Regions from separate parts of the Homo sapiens genome. Here regions 1 and 3 are each linked to region 2. Evidence: chromatin contacts called from ENCODE Hi-C or POLR2A ChIA-PET data. All regions are on one chromosome and are shown on one strand. The core of a region is the stretch at or near the end of the contact, and the rest is flanking DNA. Distances in the headings are between cores, read along the strand shown. Region 1 has its middle 12 kb from the start of PTGES3. Region 2 holds the start of ZBTB39 (zinc finger and BTB domain containing 39). Region 3 holds the start of MARS1 (methionyl-tRNA synthetase 1).

Evidence for each region. A loop is a pair of places that touch in the nucleus more often than their neighbours do. ChIA-PET counts read pairs that join two places held with the same protein, here RNA polymerase II (POLR2A). Pooled maps may share reads with other maps.
Region 1: a loop to region 2 is called in a pooled map, with 2.2 times the contacts of the local background. The contact joins the enhancer-like site here to the promoter of ZBTB39 in region 2. A Hi-C loop is called at or near these places in 1 of 50 pooled maps. POLR2A ChIA-PET finds 5 or more read pairs at or near these places in 5 of 52 experiments (H1, PC-9, Panc1 and 2 more).
Region 3: a loop to region 2 is called in a map of CD8-positive, alpha-beta T cell, with 11 times the contacts of the local background. The contact joins the promoter of MARS1 here to the promoter of ZBTB39 in region 2. A Hi-C loop is called at or near these places in 1 of 168 maps with a recorded cell type or tissue (CD8-positive, alpha-beta T cell), 3 of 37 single-sample maps with no recorded cell type and 4 of 50 pooled maps. POLR2A ChIA-PET finds 5 or more read pairs at or near these places in 1 of 52 experiments (Caco-2).

Annotation. Positions count from the first base shown.
Region 1 is chr12:56,697,618-56,702,267 of GRCh38, forward strand. No RefSeq gene overlaps it. Among named protein-coding and RNA genes, the nearest start is that of PTGES3, 12 kb to the left of the region's middle. RefSeq lists silencers at 3,138-3,292, 3,241-3,300. Within about 2 kb of position 3,219, at least 6 of the 41 ENCODE cell types and tissues checked have a DNase peak (open chromatin) inside an H3K27ac peak, as active enhancers do.
Region 2 is chr12:57,004,503-57,008,887 of GRCh38, forward strand. It overlaps ZBTB39 (zinc finger and BTB domain containing 39), which reads right to left and starts at 2,044. Exons shown (of 2, transcript NM_014830.3): 1 at 1,903-2,044; 2 at 1-459. The coding sequence starts at 415. RefSeq lists silencers at 1,713-1,862, 1,883-2,242.
Region 3 is chr12:57,486,335-57,491,239 of GRCh38, forward strand. MARS1 (methionyl-tRNA synthetase 1) reads left to right here and starts at 1,734. Exons shown (of 21, transcript NM_004990.4): 1 at 1,734-1,865; 2 at 2,685-2,775; 3 at 2,933-3,011; 4 at 3,090-3,224; 5 at 3,562-3,637; 6 at 3,873-4,045; 7 at 4,204-4,310. The coding sequence starts at 1,757. It also overlaps a transcript of ARHGAP9 not described here. RefSeq lists enhancers at 711-1,658, 1,472-1,861, 1,659-2,605.

The DNA of each region.
Region 1 (4,650 bases), core at 1,969-4,468, 310 kb before region 2:
CGCCTGGCCACCTCAGGCCTCCTTTTTATGCTGTGGTCTGTTAAACTTTTTCCACATTTCTAAGATTACTCCATAAACTATTCTCACTAAAGGTACTTCTTTGCTGTCCATTCATTGGTTCCCACTCCCCCAAGCTACCAAAGTGGATACACTGAAAGCCACTCAATTGTCAAATTCAAAGGCCCTTTTCTTCAGGCTGGGCACTGTGGCCCATGCCTATAATCCTATTATTTTGGGTAGGCAGATCGCCTGAGCCCAGGAGTTCAAGATCAGCCTGGGCAACATGGTGAAAACCTGTCTCTACCAAACCCCCACCCCCCCAAAATTAGCCATGTGGCCTGGTGTGGTGGCTCACGCCTGTAATCCCAGCACTTTGGGAGGCCGAGGTGGGCAGATCACCTGAGGTCAGGAGTTCGAGACCAGCCTGACCAATATGGTGAAACCTTGTCTCTACTAAAAATACAAAAATTAGCTGGGCGTGGTGGCGGGCGCCTGTAGTCCCAGCTACTTGGGAGGCTGAGACAGAAGAATTGCCTGACCCTGGGAGGCAGAGGTTGCAGTGAGCTGAGATCATGCCACTGCACTCCAGCACTCCAGCCTGGGCAACAGAGTGAGACTCCGTCTCAAAAAAAAAAAAAAAAATTAGCTGGGCATGGTGACTCTCATCTGTAATCCCAACTACTTGGGAGGCTGAGGCAGGAGAATAGCTTGAAACCAGGAGGTGGAGGTTGCAGTGAGCTGAGATCGCACCACTGCACTCCAGCCTGGGCAACAGAGTGAGACTCCGTTTCACAAAAAAAACAAAAACAAAAACAGTTAGCCGTGTGTGGTGCAGTCCTAGCTACTTAGGAGGCTGAGGTGGGTGGATCACTTGAGCCCAGGAGGTCAAGGTGGAAATGAGCTGAGATCATGCCATGTACTCCAGCTTGGGTGACAGAGACACTGTGTCAAAAAAAAAAAAAAAAAAAAGGCCGTTTTTTTCAGTCTCTGTTCTTTTTTTTTTTTTTTTGAGACAGAGTTTAGCTGTTGTTACCCAGGCTGGAATACAGTGGTTCACTGCATCCTCCGCCTCCTGGGTTCTGGGTTCAAGTGATTCTTCTGTCTCAGCCTCCTGTGTAGATGGGATTACAGGTGTGTGCCACCATGCTGAGCTAATTGTTGTATTTTTAGTAGAGACGAGGTTTCACCATGTTGGCCAGGCTGGTCTCGAACTCCTGACCTCAAGTGATCCACCCGCCTTGGTGTCCCAAAGTGCTGGGATTACAGGCATGAGCCACTGCACCCAACCTGTTCTTGGTCTCTTTGAAGTGTTACCACAGAGGGATCCCTATTCAGACCCCAGGAGAGGGTTCTTGAGCCTCAAGCAAGAAAGAATTTGGACACATCCATATGGTAAAGTGAAAGCAAGTTTATTAGGAAATAAAGAAATAAAAGAATGGCTACTTCATAGCCAGAGCAGCCCCGAGGGCTACTGGTTGACTACTTTTATGATTATTTATTGATTATATGCTAAATAAGGGGTGGATTATTTATGAGCTTTCTGGGAAAGGCATGGCAATTCCCTGAACTGAAGGCTCCTCCCCTTTTTAGACTTATTGGGTAACTTCCTGACTTTGCCATGACATCTGTAAACCTTCATGGTGCTGGTGGGTGTGTCTTTTGGCATGCTAATGAATTATAAGCATATATAATGAACAGTGAGGATGACGAGGGGGTCATTTTTCATCACCATCTTCGTTTTGGTGGTTTTTGGCCAGCTTCTTTACCACATGCTGGTTTTATCAGCAAAGTCTTTGTGACCTGTACCTTGGGCCAACCTCCTATTTCATCCTGTGACATAGAATGCCTGACATCCTGGCAATGCAGCCCAGGAGGTCTAAGCCTCATTTTACCCTGCTCCTATTCAAGATGGAGTTGCTCTGTTTCAAAGGCCTCTGACAGAAGTTTTTGACATAGTTGACCAGCCATTCCTTTTTCTTAAAAAGGCTGTCTTCTGTTTCTTTGTTATTTATTTTTTGAGACAGGGTCTCACTCTGTCACCCAGGATGGAGTGCAGTGGTGCCATCTTGGCTCACTGCAACCTCCACCTCATGGGTTCAAGCGATTCTCCTGCCTGAACCTCCCAAGTAGCTGTGAGTACAGGTGCGCACCGCCACACCTGGCTAATTTTTGTATTTTTAGTAGAGACAGGGTTTCATCATCTTGGCCAAGTTGGTCTCGAACTCCTGGCCTAAGGTGATCCACCTGCCTCGGCCTCCCAAAGTGCTGGGATTACAGAGGTGAGCCACGGCACCCGGCCTTATTTATTTTATCTTTTTGAGACAGGGTTTCACTCTGTCACCTGGGCTGGAGTGCAGTGGCACGATTTCTGCTCACCATAGCCTTGACCTCTGGGCTTGAGTGATCCTCCCGCCCCAGCCTCCCAAGTAGGTGGGACTACAGGCGGGCGCCATCACACCTGGCTAATTTTTTTTTTGAAAAGGAGTTTCGCTCTTGTTGCCCAGGCTGGAGTTCAATGGCCGATCTCGGCTCACTGCAACCTCCGCCTCCCGGGTTCAAGTGATTCTCCTGCCTCAGCCTCCGGAGTAGCTGGGATTACAGGGGCGCACCACCACGCTTGGTAAATCAAGGTCAAAAATTATTCTTTTTTTTTTTTTTTTTTTTGAGATGGAGTCTCGCTGTATTGCCCAGGCTGGAGTGCAGTGGCGCCATCTTGGCTCACTGCAAGCTCCGCCTCCCGGGTTCACGCCATTCTCCTGCCTCAGCCTCCTGAGTAGCTGGGACTACAGGCACCTGCCACCACGCCCGGCTAATTTTTTGTATTTTTAGTAGAGACGGGGTTTCACTGTGTTAGCCAGGATGGTCTGGATCTCCTGACCTCGTGATCCGCCTGCCTCGGCCTCCCAAAGTGCTGGGATTACAGGCGTGAGCCACTGCCCCCCGCCTTTTGTTTTTTTTTTTTTTTTTGAGAGGGAGTTTTGCTTTGTCGCCCAGGCGGGTGTGCAATGACGCGATCTCGGCTTGCTGCAACCTCTGCCTCCCGGCTTCAAGCGATTCTCTTGCCTCAGCCTTCAGAGTAGCTGAGATTACAGGTGCCTGACACCAGGCTCGGCTAATTTTTGTTTTTTTAGTAGAGACAAGGATTCACCATATTGGCCAGGCTGGTCTCAAGCTCCTGACCTCAAGTGATCCGCCCGCCTCAGCCTCCAAAAGTGCTGCTATTACAGGCATGAGCCACCGCGCCGGCCCCAAGTGACTCTCATGGGCTGGAGACACAGGCTATTATGAATTGCTAACCACAGTCTCTTAGTCTCCCTTTTAAATAACAAAAGAGGAAATTTCTTCACTTCCTGACACAACTCTCCATCATACAGTTGGCCAAGAGCAGTTAGAAACTTTCATCCTTAATTTGTGTCCTTTGGGAGTTGCTGCTTTCTTAGAGTCATTAAATGCATGTAGGCAGTGTCTGCTTCATTAAGCCAGATTTATACCAAATGAAAAGGCAGAGAAAGATCTAATTTAATGAATATTTCTTTTTTTTTTTTTTGAGACGGAGTTTCACTCGTCACCCAAGCTGGAGTGTAATTCGTGGTCTCCGGTCACTGCAACCTCCGCCTCCTGGGTTCAAGCGATTCTCCAGCCTCAGCCTTCCAGCCTCAGCCTCCCAAGTAGCTGGGATTACAGGTGCCCGCCACCACACCCAGCTAATATTTGTATTTTTAGTAGAGACAGGGGTTTCACCATGTTGGGCAGGCTGGTCTCGAACCCCTGACCTCAGGTGATCCACCCTCCTTGGCATCCCAAAGTACTGGGATTGTAGGCATGAGCCATCGCACCGGGTCTTAATTAAGATTTCTAAGAACTAGATCAACAAATCAGTGGGACTGTAAAGGCAATTCTTGGGACACAGGTCAGGAAACTCTGTGCTTAATTCAGAAATCAAAAATCCAGCAATCTCACTTCTGGGTGTTAGAACTGTAGAAAATAAAATTTTAGACCGGGCACGGTGGCTCACGCCTGTCATCCCAGGCCGAGGCGGGTGGATCACGAGGTCAGGAGATCGAGACCATCCTGGCCAACATGGTGAAACCCCGTCTTTACTAAAAATACAAAAATTAGCCTGGTGTGGTGGCGTGCGCCTGTAGTCCCAGCTACTCCGGAGGCTGAGACAAGAGAATCACTTGAACCCGAGAGGCAGAGGTTGTGGTGAGCCGAGATTGGGCCATTGAACTCCAGGCTTGGCAACAAGAGCGAAACTCTGTCTAAATAAATAAATAAATAAATAAAAATATAAAATTTTAAGCCCCCCAACTGACTGAATGGATCCCCATTTGGCCAAGAGGACCCCCAAACTCCTGAAAAAGTAGTTCAGGCAATGTGGGGAATGGGAGGCATTGAATATGCCTCATTATACTCTCTTCCCTTTGGAGTTCTGGCACAACTGACCAGCATTAACATTAAAACAGAGATCTTGGCTGGGCACTATGGCTCATGCTTGTAATCCCAGCACTTTGGGAGGCCGAGTCAGGTGGATCACCTGAGGTCAGGAGTTCGAGACCAGCCTGGCCAACATGATGAAACCCCGTCTCTACTAAAAATACAAAAAAATACAAAAAAATAAAATAAAAATTAGCTGGGTGTGGTAGTGCA
Region 2 (4,385 bases), core at 794-3,293:
CACTGGTGCTGGTCAGGGGCTTGGCCCTGGCAGTGCTCTCCAGATCAGGAAAGGTAGAGTGACAGGCCTGGAGGAGGTCCTCCATACCCAGACGCTCAGCTACCTCGTAGATGACCCCAACATTGATCAGGTCTGTGAAGAGTTCTGAAGTGTAGACAAAGCTCAGAACCTTCTCAAAGTTGGCAGGGGTGATGAAGTCCACCACATAGGTCCTGGCAGCATCAAGCCCAGTATTCAGGAAGAGGTTCTGGAAGTAGCCAGCTGCACAGGCCAGCACAGCCTTGTGGGCCGGGAAGGAGCGGCTCCCCACCACAATGGTGACGTCGCACATGGTCTCTGAGAGCCGGCACTTGTTGAGTTCCTTCAGCAGGTTGTTGGGGTGGTTGGTGCTTTGCAGTTTGATCCTCATGCCCATCTTAGCAGCTCCTATGAAATTACCTCCTTATCAGCACAGTTAATCTGTGGATAGCAAGAGAAAAAGATGGATGGCCAAACACATCCGTGCAAAAGAGGGGCTATGCAGGAGAAAATACCATCACTCTGAATGCTTCCAAGCCCCAGGTAGGGATCAGGAGTAAACTGGCATGGAGAGTTCCTCCATTATGACAAGGCAATGACATCTCCCCCTGTATATACTCAAAGAGTTATGACAAAAACCAAAACGACTGATGACAATCTGATAGCTTGGTTTTAAGCTGGTGCCTAGAGACGAACCAGAGGCATTCCCTTGGACACAATCTTATACTTCATTACCAGAGCCACTGGATCAAATTTTTCTCCTATTAATTTCCTCCCAAATACAAGCTTTCCTAATTCATTGAGCATATTCTTTTCCCTCATGATGCCAAATACCATGCACATGCTTGAACACAACTATCAAAGCTCCACTAGCTACTGAGGAACATATAAGGTGGTTCCGTTTTTTAGCTTTGTCATTGCTGTGTCTTCAACCTCTCAATAATCTCCAAATAAATCTCACGTTCTTGAATCCCCATCTCTCTCTGCCTATACTACATACCCGCTCTCTGGCCTTTCGATAACCCAGAGCCCCTCCAGATATTGCTTTATCACAGTCCCTGTATTCTGTGAAGTTAAAACACTCAGAATGCACAGTAAGAAAAGTAGAACACAACTGTGGTAGTATTTAATATTACTTTAATATGTTGTATTCTTTTTCGCCACCCTTTTCGGGGTTTATATTTTGTTGTCCCTGCACTAACAGATTTACTTGATGCCGCAAGAAAGACTTCTAATTATACAGGTAAGACTCCTAGAGGCTTGTTCACTACCACTTTCTGCCCTTTCTGACTCCTGCACGACTAAGGAAGAAGAGCTACTTGCATCCCTGTTCAGTCTCACAACTCTGCCCAACACAGCCCCTTTCTCCATCTCTCCAGATTCTAACAACTCCCAACTTTTTCTGGGGCCCAGGAAGCGTCTAAGTATTGTGGGGTACCGGCCAAGCATCTCCCGGGCCCTGGTGGCCACCCCTGAACGATGGGCGGGTCGGAGCACTGGGCAGCCAGAGGAGAGGGTGGGAGAGGGGGAAGCTGGGAACTTCCAAGGACACCCCAACAATCCCCGGGCGCCGCGGTCTCCCCTCCGGAGTCGCATCTGGGAGGGAAGGGCGCTGCATCGGCTGGGGCGCTCCCTCTGGAGGCAACGAGCGCCTCAGTCCCTCCACAAACAGCGCGGGGCTCACCCGGGTGAGCCTGTTGGGGGCATGGGGCTGAATAAGGGGCCAAGCGAGGGGCGGCGGGGCCGGCCGGGGTCGGCGCGCGGGCGGGGAGGATGGGTCCGGCCGAAGGGAGCGGGCAAGAGGGACCCCAGCAAGAGCGAGATAAATGCCGGGCCGAAGGTCGGGCTTCGGCCAGGGGCAGCCCTCGGCCTGGCCGCGCTTACCCGGCTCTGCGGCGCCCCGAGCACCATCGCCGCCGCCGCTTCACACAAAGGCCCCGGCCCGCCGTGCCCGGCCCGACGAGGAGGCGGCGCCGCCGGCCGCGGCCAGACTCTCCATCCGCCGCGCGGCTCGCCGCGACGGCCCGGGCCGCCCCCGCCGCCCGGCCCGCAGCGCCCCCCGCCGTCCCGGAGGAGGCAGCGCCCCCCGCCGCCCGGCCGCAGCGCCCCCCGCCGCCCGGGAGGAGGCAGCGCCCCCCCACGGCGGGGCCGGGTCCAGGACCTGCGCGAGGGGTGCAGGGGCTTCCAAGTCCCCAGGCTGGCTTTTTCTAAGCGCCCATCCACTGTGCGCGGGACTTGGTGCCTGAAGAGTGAAAAACCCTATCCAAACTCTCTTCACCTCCCCTGTTCTACGCTCACAGTTCCAAAAGCTTCTCCTCAGAACATCTACTATGGGCATTTTACAAAATGTTGTAAGATTGTTTGATTACTATATATCTCCTCCACTAGGCTGTGGGCTTCCTGAAGGCAGGGATCTGTGGCTTTGCACACGGCCGCAGGTCCACACTGACCCTTACCACACTTCCTGGCACAATAAGTGCTTAATACATTAAGCCTGCTTGAATGAATGAAGGAGCACTTGAGGGCTAGACCGCTACTACTGGACCCTTCTGATAATCCACTGCTGTCCCTCCTTCCATCTAGGTGGCCAAATGAAGAAAGTCACCGGATCTCACTGTACTTTGGCACCCCAGGCCTGCTTCCTGAAGCCTGCCCTCCCCAACTCTGTGTAGAACTCGATCACTCTTCCTCCCCACCCTTCTCCCAAATCATCTTTTCAAATGCTTCTGCCCAAGAATTGTCATCAAACGAAAACCACCTACACTGCCTGCCCCACCCACCACCACCAAAGACATTAGAAGTCTTCGTCATGTCGCCCTCCCTCCCTCAGTACAGAGGAAGCTCTTAGGCTCCAAGACCCTTCAGTTTCATCCTCTCTCCCATCCCATCCCAGTCACTGCCTGAAAATAGCTTGCAGCCAAGGACAAACTCCCAGGACAGGCGCATGGTAGGATTCAGTAATTCCTTGATGGATAAGTGGAAAGGAAGGGACACACTGAATGTTGCCAACAGATCTAAGCCAGTTTGGCCATTCAGCAATTGTCCATTCTCTTGATGAATTTGGGAGATTGTGTGTCCTCCTTTCCACAACCTCATTAACTGGTGGCAGACTATACTGAAAGCAAGCACTATACCAAATGCTGCCAAACATGTAACATTTGTTAGCCAGGAGATACAAAAACAGCCATAGAACTGTTCTTATAGTTTGGGGATGAGGCATCTCACTTTACCATCTAGTGAAAGGGTCACTTAGAGGTTGACACAATGTTTCAGTGGCAGGCCCAGCTCTCACAGTTGTGCAAGGTGACTGAGTCTCCCTAAAGTGGAATATCACACAGCCAGCAGGTCCAGACCTCCAGCATGACTCTGGAGACAGAGGGCTGCTGGGCTTGCAAGGGCCTGGGCCTATACAGTCTTTCTAACCAACTGCCCCAGCCATCTCTGGAGGGTTGACCCCAATAAACTTCACATGAAAACAAATCATCCAAAAGACGCAGGTGAAAGTATATACCACTTATACTGAAGTCTTTTTAAAGTAAATCACCATATAGTCACAATAACAAACATATACAAAGTTAAATGGAGAAGAAAGGGCCAGGAATTTAGTCAAGGTCTTGTGGACCAGATCTCTTTAGGCATCAACTGTTTTACAACAGGAAAGGGAGGGTCAGGATCCCTTCACACATTCTTCAAGTACAAACACAGGAATCTAACTTAACATTTGTCTTCATTTTTTTCTGGAGTCCCCAGTACTGCAATTTTTGTCAGTCCCACTAGAGAGCAATCTTTCTGCACTTAATGTTCCTACTTGCAAAGCAATTGTCTCATCTCAGCCTATAAGCCTAACTCCCACCAAGTCTGAGCAGAACCAACTCTTGTAGCTTTCATGACCCAGAGAAAGCCCCTAGACTCTGCAAAAGTGTCCCCAGTTTTAAGCCCTATAGATAGATAATTTTGAAAAGTCAAAGAGATGACTCACTGGAAAAAGGGTCTAGGCTCTGGGGTGGGGGCATTCTTTGACCTCTGGCTATAAAGCTGACATAAGTAATACTAGGGTGAGTATTCCCTCCTTTCCCCGCCCCCCACTATACAGCTGTCATTCCAAAGTGGCCCCAAGTCAGGCTGTAGGAAGATAGAATTTTCACTAGAATGAAAGGACTGCAGGAAGTGGCCTCTGGCTCTGTGGCCCTGTCCTTACACTGCCTTGGGAAATCTATGTGTTGATGTTTTATCAGTGCAATTCAGGGGCATAACAAAGGCCCCTGTACCACGCTAAGATAAGGAGCCTGAGGATTTCACTGGCTGTTCCATTAGGGTACAGAACCCCCCTTAGGATGGCGGGTGATAGTTGACATCATAGATTAGTA
Region 3 (4,905 bases), core at 484-2,983, 480 kb after region 2:
TCTCGGCTCACTGCAACCTCTGCCTCCTGGGTTCAAGTGATTCTCCTGGCTCAGCCTCCTGAGTAGCTGGGATGACAGGCGTGCACCACCACACCCAGCTAATTTTTGTATTTTCACTAAAGAAGGGGTTTCACCACGTTGGCCAGGCTGGTCCCAAACTCCTGACCTCAAGTCATCTGCTCGCCTCGGCCTCCCAACGTGCTGGGGTTACAGGCGTGAGCCACCGCGCCCGGCCTTACTTCTCAATTTCATCTTTTCCCTAGAGATGTTTGGCCGGGCGCGGCTGCACGCCTGTAATCCCAGCACTTTGGGAGGCTGAGGCGGGCGGATCACGAGGTCGGGGGATCGAGACCATCCTGGCTAACACGGTGAAACCCCGTCTCTACTAAAAATACAAAAAATTAGCCGAGCGTGGTGGCGGGCACCTGTAGTTCCAGCTACTCGGGAGGCTGAGGCAGGAGAATGGCGTGAACCCCGGGGGACGGAGGTTGCAGTGAGCCGAGATCGCGCCACTGCAGTCCAGACTGGGGGGCAGAGCAAGACTCCGTCTCAAAGAAAAAAAAAAAAAAGAGATGCTCTTCTACCCCTTTGATGAGACGTCGAGCTGTATATGAACTCAGACTGGTATTAATATTTTACTTGTCTACATTCTTTTTTTTCGAGACGGAGTTTCCTCTTGTTGCCCAGGCTGGAGTGCAATGGCGCGGTCTCGGCTCACTGCAACCTCCGCTTCCCGGGTTCAGGCGATTTTTTTTGCCTCAGTCTCCCGGGTAGCTGGGATTACAGGCGCCTGCCACCATGCCCAGCTAATTTTGTATTTTTAGTAGAGACGGGGTTTCAGCATGTTGGCCAGGCTGGTCTCGAACTGCTGACCTCAGGTGATCCGCCCGCCTCGACTCCCCAAAGTGCTGGATTACATGCATAAGCCACCGCGCCCGGCCTATGTACATTTTTGTTGTTGTTGTTGATAGGATGGATATGTACACTAACTTCCACTTTGTCACTAATTCCGCACATGGTAACTCCGAACTCTAAAACTCTGACCGTTAAGAGCTTGCATCGAGAGCCACTGCGAGTAGCTGCTGTTATGACATGGCCATTTCATTCTCCACAACAAGAGAAGCAGCCGCGGCTTCAGTCACCGCCCTCCAGCAGCGTAAGAGGATAAAAGTGCGACTTGCCCTAAAACCTAAACGTCTCTTCTGGATCTCCAGAAAAAAAGTGCTGCTCTAGGCCGGGCGCAGTGGCTCACGCCTGTAATCCTAGCACTTTGGCAGGCCGAGGCGGGCGGATCATCTGAGGTGAGGACTTCGAGACCAGCCTAGCCAAAATGGTCAAAGCCCGCCTCTACTAAAAATACAAAAATTAGCCGAGCGTGGTGGCACGTGCCTGTAGTCCCAGCTGCATGGGAGGCTGAGGCCGGAGAATCACTTGAACCCTGGAGGCAGAGGTTGCAGCGAGCCAAGACCGTGCCACTGCACTTCAGCCCAGGTGACAGAGGGAGACGCCCTCTCACAAAAAAAAAAAAAAAAAAAAAAAAGTGCAGTCTAGCCCGCATCTGCGGCCTCTTCATCTCGATGATAGTCTTTTCCTGTGTCTTAGCGTTGCATGATGGGAGAAATAGTCTACTTTCCGGTAGCGGTGCCAGGGCAGTGGCCTAATACGGAACTCCATTTCCCGGCGTGCCTCGCGGAGGCCGCTGAACTCAGAAGCGGGAGGCCGGTTCCGGTTGCATCAGCGAGGGATTCACGGCGAAATGAGACTGTTCGTGAGTGATGGCGTCCCGGGTTGCTTGCCGGTGCTGGCCGCCGCCGGGAGAGCCCGGGGCAGAGCAGAGGTGCTCATCAGCACTGTAGGCCCGGAAGGTACTCGTGCTGGTGCTGGTGGGCGGTGGATGGGGGGGCGGGACCGAAACACGCCAGATTCTCTGCAGCTGTCTTTGCCAAACCCCTAGCCCTCGCCACACACCCCAATCGACCACTTCTCCTATTATCCTTGATCACTCCACGCCTTCTTCCCTCCCAGTCACATCTTTCACTTCCTTTAATTACCCTCAATATAATACCCTTCCCTTATCTCTCTCCTCCCCTCTTCCGTCTTCCCGGTCCCCGCCTCACCCCAGTAAACTGCTCTTCCCTTCCCAACCTTCTCCTACACCTATCAGGCATCCCCCTCTGCTCTTTAGTTACTAGCATGACAGCCCCCAGGCACCCTTTTGTGTTCTTAGGAAATCCCTCTCTCCCCTCCTAACACACACACACGTTCCTTTCTGTTTACCTCTTCTCATTCTCAGCCGATTGTTTGGGTGACTCTTAGGAGGTTCTCTTGTAAGTCTTCTCAGTTCTTTTAATTTTGTTCTCCCACTGTGACCTTCAGATAATTATGAAGATATCCCAGTTACTTTCAGTCGTTAAGTTCTTGGCTGCAGCACTATCCCAATACCACCACCTCCTCTGCAGTCCCCATCTGTTGCTTCCAGCTGGCAGTTTCAGCTGAACACCTGCTGGCCTCTCCAGCCCATTCCGGACCACCCCCTTTCAGTGGTCCTATCCTGGAACTTCTGGGTTGAGACTGCCCATCTTTCTTTTTTTACTCACTGAACAATGCAAGGTTATCCTAAGTTGACAAAGTATTTCTTTTCTTTTCCTTTTTTTTTTTTAACCCATTTTCCATTCTTGCATCAGATTGTGTGGTCCCGTTCCTGACCCGGCCTAAGGTCCCTGTCTTGCAGCTGGATAGCGGCAACTACCTCTTCTCCACTAGTGCAATCTGCCGGTCAGTATTGGTCCTTGGTGTAGGGAGGTGGCTGAATCAAATCAGGCCTCACTGTCATTTGTGTGGCTTTATTTGCAGCCATTGTTTCCCTGTGTGATGAGAAATGGGCTAAATGGGCCCCTCTAAGTCCATCATCTGTTGCTCTCTCTCTGGGCAGATATTTTTTTTTGTTATCTGGCTGGGAGCAAGATGACCTCACTAACCAGTGGCTGGAATGGGAAGCGACAGAGCTGCAGGTAGGACTAAGGTATGGGGGATGTCAGGCAGGCCCTTGTTCTGCGTGGCCATCCTGACTCATGTCCCCTGCATTTTAGCCAGCTTTGTCTGCTGCCCTGTACTATTTAGTGGTCCAAGGCAAGAAGGGGGAAGATGTTCTTGGTTCAGTGCGGAGAGCCCTGACTCACATTGACCACAGCTTGAGTCGTCAGAACTGTCCTTTCCTGGCTGGGGTGAGTTGGGTCTTGAGATGAGGACTGGGGAAGGCTTATGGTGTAAGGATTAAGAGGGAAGACTGTATTCAGAGTGTTCGAACCCAACACTGCCACTTACTAGTAGTGTAATCTTGGCAAATCACTTAATCTCTCTAATCCTCAATTTTTTTCAGTTGTGAAATGGGATAATATTAGTACCTATCTCAGTGAGTTATTGTGAGGATTAAGTGAGATCATATAAAGTGCTTAATACAGTGCTTGACATATAAAGTGCTCAGTAAATGTTAGATATTACCATTGGGAAGAAACTGAGTGTCTCATTTGTGTACATTTTCCTTTTCTATCCCCAACAAAGGAGACAGAATCTCTAGCCGACATTGTTTTGTGGGGAGCCCTATACCCATTACTGCAAGATCCCGCCTACCTCCCTGGTGAGAACTGTGCATATCACTCCAACCCTAGGAGCTTGGTGTAGGGGTTACAGAATGGGCAGTAGAATACTGAGAACTCCCTTCAAGGTACAGCTTGACTGGGCAACTATAGCAGAAGATGGTTGAGGGAACTGGGGAAAGCAACTGGAGAAACCTCACAAAGAAGGGGAAAGATGCCCGCTCCTGCCTACCAGGTCCTTATGTTTGCTGATTTTCTTTTCTTCCATACCCACAGAGGAGCTGAGTGCCCTGCACAGCTGGTTCCAGACACTGAGTACCCAGGAACCATGTCAGCGAGCTGCAGAGACTGTACTGAAACAGCAAGGTGTCCTGGCTCTCCGGCCTTACCTCCAAAAGCAGCCCCAGCCCAGCCCCGCTGAGGGAAGGGCTGTCACCAATGAGCCTGAGGTTTGGAATAGGGCAGAGCCTTGGGGCCTGAGGTGGGAGGTGGCTAGGAGATGGACTTTGAGCATGGCCACTAACTTTTTCAGGTAGTGGCAAGGAGAAAGTTTCTTTACCCTGTGGGCCCTCCTCACCTGGTAAGGGATTCTCTCCACTCTTTATAGGAGGAGGAGCTGGCTACCCTATCTGAGGAGGAGATTGCTATGGCTGTTACTGCTTGGGAGAAGGGCCTAGAAAGTTTGCCCCCGCTGCGGCCCCAGCAGAATCCAGTGTGAGTAGACATGGCACATGTGAGTGGGGCTTGATTTTGTAGTGGAAATTGTTGATAGAGCCAGAACCTGCCTGCTAGGTCCCGTTTGCTGATCTCTCTTTAATTTTTCATCCTCTCCTTTTAATTCTTACATCTCTTTTTTTTTTTTTTTTTTTTTTTACATTTTCTCTTAGCCTATCATTTTGGACACTCCATCTGTCCCATCTGCACCCATGTTTTTCTTGTCTATCCTTTTTTTTTTTTTTTTTTGAGGCGGAGTTTCGCTCTTGTTGCCCAGGCTGGAGTGCATTGGCGCGATCTCAGCTTACTGCAACCTCCGCCTCCCGGGTTCAAGCGAGTCTCCTGCCTTAGCCTCCCAAGTAGCTGGGATTATAGGTGTGCACCACCACGCCTGGCTAATTTTTTGAAGAGACAAGGTTTCACCATGTTGCCCAGACAGGCTGGTCTCGAACTCCTGACCTCAGGTGATCCACCAGCCTTGGCCTCCCAAAGTGCTGGGATTACAGACATGAGCCACTGTGCCGGCCCTGCACCCATGTTTTTCAGCTACTTTTTACCCACCGATAGGAGCTAACTCTATTTTTCCAGTCCAGAT